2 separate regions of the Homo sapiens genome follow, and region 2 is linked to region 1. The links are chromatin loops, found by intact Hi-C in ENCODE. Cell type or tissue: heart right ventricle. All regions are shown on one strand. Links, peaks and the distances in the headings refer to the core of each region. The heading gives the core; the rest is flanking DNA. Region 1 has its middle 190 kb from the start of TFCP2L1. Region 2 has its middle 12 kb from the start of TFCP2L1.

The links. A loop is a pair of places that touch in the nucleus more often than their neighbours do. Peaks named below come from ENCODE experiments on the same cell type or tissue, not always from the same donor. Only the 100,000 strongest peaks of a DNase experiment are listed, where the experiment ranks them.
Region 2: a loop joins it to region 1, with 3 times the contacts of the local background. A loop is called at or near these places in 11 of 110 quality-filtered maps.

Annotation. Positions count from the first base shown.
Region 1 is chr2:121,097,753-121,100,657 of GRCh38, forward strand. No RefSeq gene overlaps it. Among named protein-coding and RNA genes, the nearest start is that of TFCP2L1, 190 kb to the right of the region's middle. In heart right ventricle, for the core only: a CTCF peak has its summit at 1,799 (motif pointing left); a DNase peak (open chromatin) is centred at 2,350; H3K27ac peaks cover 453 bases; H3K27me3 peaks cover 17 bases.
Region 2 is chr2:121,296,236-121,299,140 of GRCh38, forward strand. No RefSeq gene overlaps it. Among named protein-coding and RNA genes, the nearest start is that of TFCP2L1, 12 kb to the left of the region's middle. In heart right ventricle, for the core only: a CTCF peak has its summit at 1,423; no DNase peak of the experiment used is centred there.

The sequences.
Region 1 (2,905 bases), core at 269-2,768:
ATGTTTACATTTAAGGAAGCAGTTTGGTAATGCCTGTAAGGACACACTCCTCCAACAACAGAAAGTCCAGATGTCCCAATACCCTTAACAGTATAGGTTTTCAAAATAATTATAATTATGCTCTCATGTGCTGATGTAGGAACATGTCAAGGATAGCTTCCTTTAAATCAGTAGAGTAATAAACGTCATGCTGTCAGCCCACTGGCAGTTAGGCACAGCTTTGGTTTAGTCTTTACAGAGACAAGATCCCTATATAAGAAAAACTTAAAGCAAAGATGGTGCGTGCCTCTGCTTGCTTCCTGAGGGCACTCTACTTTGTAATGGAGCAGTTTCTAATAAACTTGCTTCTTTCCCTGCACTTTTCCACTCACCTTGAATTCCTTTCCTGCACAAAATCCAGGAACCCTCTCTTGGGGTCTGGATGGAGACCCCTTTTTCCAGTAACACCTTGATTTCATCCCATTCAGACTTCTGACCCAAAGAACTGTACGATAATAAATGTGTGTGGTTTAAAGCTAGTGAGTTGGTGGTGATGTGTCAAATCAACAACCGGAAACTCATATGGTGACTTGGTTGGAAAAAGTTGCTCTCGTTATCGTCCCTGCCGAGTATGTGAACACTGGGAGGCAGCAACAATAGCAGCCGCTTAGAAGCCACAGGTCCCCCTAGCTCACACCCTTCTCCCTGTGTGACTTCAAGCAAGTCCTTCTCCTCTCTGAACCTCCATTTCCCCATCTGTAAAATGGAGATGGTCACTGCATCCACATGACACCCTGTGTCTGGGAATTAAGTGGTTTGCCCAGAGAACTTCTTTCACCTGAAACTCATTTTTCACCCACCTGAGACCCAAAGTGCCCTGAAGAGAGACATAAGGAAGACAGGGCTTCCTAAGACCTCAGACCCAGCACACAGCCTCGGTCCCAACCTTGCCCAGGGGTGCACTAGGGGCATGTTGATGGAGCTGCCCTTGGATTTCCTACTGTGGCAGCCCATCTGCAGGATCATCACATCTGCCACCCACATCCTGGTGGTCCAGCGTTCGCTCTCGGGGAACAGTGGATCACAGCATCAAACCGTGGTTTCATGGAGCCATGGTTTCCAACATTAACCCGGTGCCTCCATTGCACACGATGTTCTGGGAATCATTTACATTTTTTCCTTGTTCCAGAGCTAAGAAACCTCTGAATGGAGAGGAAGGTGACTCTATTCAGAGGCTTTCTGGGCTGGGAGCAGGATGGCATTGTCAGGGAGGTTCAGTCCTTTGGTTATAAGACGGCCTCTGGAGAGGAGGGCATGGGCGGAGGCTGGGAGAGGGGCTGGGGACAGGCTGGCAGACAGGCCCCACTGCATCCTTTCAGAGGGCCTACTACCCTCTCTGGGGAGCCTGCCGTCTAAGACACACCATTTATAATCGGATAGAACAGTAGTGCACCTCTGAAGTCAGGCCGATCAGGGCGCAAACCCTGTTGGTGTCACCTAGCAGCTGGATGGTGTCAGGCGAGTGGCTTAAACTCTCTGAGCCTCCACTTTCTCAGTTGCAATTTTGTATAAATACACACAAGTCCCTCTGTTTCCTGTTCCAAAAAGAACTGGAAATTGAGACCTGCCCTCCATGAAAGGGCTTCTGATCTCAGAGGGAGGTTTGTGCAAGGTAGCAGGGACCGCTCTCTGAGGGATGGCTCCAGCCAGGCGGCTCCCTGTTCCGTCTGCAGGTGAGGCTGGCTGGGGGCAGCATCCCTGCAGCACTGAGGCCAGGACATCTCGCAGCTCCTCCCTGGCTCCTGGTGCCCTCTGCTGGCATCATCAGGAAAGAAGAAGGCAGGTTGGCAGTTCAGGGTCAAAGGAGAGTTCCTGAGGCTTGACATGGCCAGCTCTTTTCCCCTGGGACAGAAGCCTGCGATAGACAATTGGGGTAAGAAATAGGGACTGAGACTCCAACAGCACACACAACATCCTTCCCTGCCAAAGCAGGAATCCTGCCCTCTCCCTACAGCCACCCATTCAGCCTGCCCTGACATCTCTCCAAATCTACAGATTCTTAACCTGGTTTCTAGAAATATGCATACTGGGAGTAGGGTGTGGAAAGGGTGGGGTGAGCCCCTTCCCTCCCTCCAATCTCACTGTCCCAAAATCACTAGGCCGAGTCCATGGGTGTGACCAAGTATTGGGATGCTGCTCTTGGGGGAGGCTATTGCTCAGAGGGAAGTGATTTGAAAATCAAATTGGTGAGGCCAGAACATTCCATTCTTCAGCTAAGCAGTTTCCAACCAGGGCATGCAAATGAGCCATCTGAGGCATAAAAGCCCTGGAGGGTTGGTCTGAGGGCCCTTGGCAGGGGCACTGTCCTAACACTTGCTAGTTGTCACCAGAAGTGAAGCTAGCCAGGCCTCTTCTGCTCAGCCGGAAGGGAGCAAGTGTTTATGGAGCACTGGCTGTGTGCTCAGCACCTTCCTGTGTATTATGTCAGTTACTCTTGCTGACCAGCCTGTGACTGAGGTATTCATAGCTCTGTTTTGTCGATGAGTAAATGAGGCTCAGGGAGGTTAAGTTAATGGTCCAAGTTTCCGCAGTCTGGGTCAAGTGTAGGACATCTGACTCTGACTAGCATCCTTCAGCTCCCCACGCGTGTCCATCACCCTACCCTGCCTCTGTCCCTCTCAGCATCATCCTGCTATCTCAACACCACACTGCCCTCCCTTTCCAACAACACCGGGCTCTCCTTTCTCTCTCTCTCCCTCTTTCTCTTCTCTCTTCTCTCTCGTTGTCTGTCTCTGTCAATCCTAATCTCACTTTCTCTCACTCTTAAGCCGCCTGCCCCAAATTCAAACACAGCAAAGCCTCCTTGAAAGGTGGGCATGGCTGAGATACTTTCTAGCTCTAAATTTATACAAATCCCCCTCACACT
Region 2 (2,905 bases), core at 125-2,624, 200 kb after region 1:
TCACTCTGTGCTGTGGACTTCCTCCAGAACTGGCAGCCTTGCCCCCAGGCTTCAGGCCATCCCTGGCCTGTAGGTGGAGTTTCACCAAGGACCCATCCTTCCCACCTAGGAACCTGTCTGCTTCCTGCTGTCATCAACATGTCATCCACGGTGCCCAGGCTGTTCACACTAAGGGGCAACTGCAGGCCCTTGCTGAGCTGCCCTCAGGCCCCTGGCCTCCCTCCCATGCTCGTCAGTGCCCAAGGTCTGGAGGGGGCTGAGGTGAGGAGGGGGCTGGTGTGTCAGCTCTGTGCCAAGCATGTGCACAGCCAGCTGGGTTGCAACAGCACCTGGGCACAGCCACAACTTTGCTCCAGAATCACAGCAGGCCCCGGGAGTGAGAAGAGGCCTGAGAGCAGGAGCAGGCACTTCTGAGCCTGTGGGGGCCAGGAGATTCTCAGGCCCCTGAGAGTACAGGGATGCCCCGGTTTGAAGCTGTGGCTGGGTGGCTGCATCCATGCCTGGGAGTACAGGGGTCCCACCCTGCCAACTCAGTAGGGGGCAGGCCTCCCACCTGTTCCTGCCCCACCAGCTCTGGAGAGAGCATAGCCCCACCTGCACCACCCCTGCTGCAGCTGGTGTCCCCACAGCGGCTTCTCCAGATGGGCTGCCACTGCCATCAAAGAGAGAAGAGAGGACAAAGCTTGCCAAGAAATGAGGTTGAGCTTGGGAATAAGACAAGCCTGGCTTCAAGTTTGCCTTTGTTACTTACTAGTTCTGAGACCTTGTTTAGTCCGTTTTTTTATTGTTGTTTTTGTTTTGTTTTTTGGGGTTTTTCTGTTTTTTGTTTTTTTGGAGAGAGGGTTTCTGTCATGCAGGCAGGAGTGCAGTGGCACAGTCATGGCTCACTGCAGCGTCAACCTCCTGGACTCAGGTGATCCTCCTACCTCAGCCTCCTGAGTAGCTGGGACTACAGGTGCATGCCATTATGCATGGCTAAGTTTTATATTTTTTGTAGAGACAGGGGTTTCACTATGTTGCCTAGGCTGGTCTGAAACTCCTGGGCTCCAGTGATCCACACACCTTGGCCTCCCAAAGTGCTGGGATTAGAGGCGTGAGCCACTGCACCTACCTTTGATTAGAGTCTTAACCTCATTTATCTTGACTTTCTTCCATGTGAAATGGGACTACTTCCCAGGGAAGTTTTAAGGTTCACGTGAGATATTGTGAATGAAGTGCCCGGCACAGCACCAAATACGCACTAGGTGCTCAGTTAATGTTTGCTTCTCTTCCTTGGGTTCAGTCCTACCCAAAAGCATGGATGGCGTGTGTGTGTCTGTTGCCTGCCGAGCATGGTCTGATATTGGAGAAACGTAGTCTATGCCCCCGCTGAGATCAGAGAACAGCAGCTGTCCTTGGACTGCTCCTACTGTGCTGCCTCCAGTGGTCAGAGGCAGGGATGCCATTCCTCATTGCCTTTTCTGTGAATGCAGCAGGCACTTGCCACGGTTGCCTAGAATCTTTTGTGCTCTTCCCCATGCTTTGTTGACAGATATTTCATTAAATCTAAGCTGCCATCAATTGTAAGATGCATCATTATTTTATGGAGCAGTAAGAGGAAATGCAGACAGTTAAACACAGGCATAATGCTTTCTTATCATTTAGCATTTGTATTTTGTTCTTGAAAGATCTCATTTAAGGCCAGGCATGGTGGCTCATGCTTGTAATCCCAACACTTTGGGAGGCCAAGGCGGGCAGATTGCTTAAGCCCAGGAGTTCGAGACCAGCCTGGGCAACATAGGGAGACTCTGTCTCTACAAAAATACAAAACAATCGCCAGACATGGTGGCTCGTGCCTGTAGTCCCAGCTACTTGGGGGGATGAGGGATGAGCTCCAGCTACTTAGGCATCAACTTGAGCCTGGAAGTTTGAAGATGCAGTGAGCTATGATTGTACCACTGCACTCCAGCCTGGGCAACAGAGTGAGACCCTGTCGCAAAAAGGAAAGATCTCATTTCTATTTAGTGAAGTGTAGATCTCTCTTGTGCATATATTTTAATTTTTTGAGATGGAGTTTCGCTCTTGTTGCCCAGGCTGGAGTGCAGTGGCATGATCTCGGCTCACTGCAACCTCCACCTCTCAGGTTCAAGCAATTCTCCTGCCTCAGCCTCCCGAGTAGCTGGGACTACAGGCATGTGCCTCCACGCTCAGCTAATTTTTGTATTTTTAGCAGAGATGGGGTTTTACCATGTTGGCCAGGCTAGTCTCGAACTCCTGACCTCTGGTGATCCACCCGCCTCGGCCTCCCAAAGTGCCAGGATTACAGGCGTGAGCCACCGCGCCCAGCCCTTGTGCATATATTTTAAAAGGACCCACATTTATTGCAGAGTCTTCTGGATCCCTTTTATACTCAGAATCGCCTGTGTTGCTGGTTTGGCACCATAGGCGGTGCGCTGGGCCCTGATGAGCATTGGCGTTGCAGCATTTTTGAAGAGAGTGCTTCACCGTTGGCCCAGGATTTCCTTCCAAGCCGCTGATGCCCCCTCTGCACTCTTTCAATGCAGATGCTCTCTTGGTCTTAGGCAGAGATTTCATGTGTGTGCAGGCAATGTCAACCACATTACCAAACTGCCAAATGGCAGAGGCATCACCAACTGTCAGAAGCATCCTGATTTCAGAGACATGAAAATGTGGGGAAAATGTGTGTTTTAGAATCAGTGAAATACACTGGCTCCCCAAAACTGTGAATCCTGTCTTTTTCTTAAGGTCAAAATTTGGTAAGCTACATTTCCCAGCCTCCCTTGCAGGCAGTGACCCAACTTCCGTCAATAAGATGCACCCATAGGAGGTTTTGATTTGGAAGCAACATGAGGAAGCAGGATGGGTGGAGGTGGTCTGTTGCTGGTATAGGAGGCAGCAGAGACAG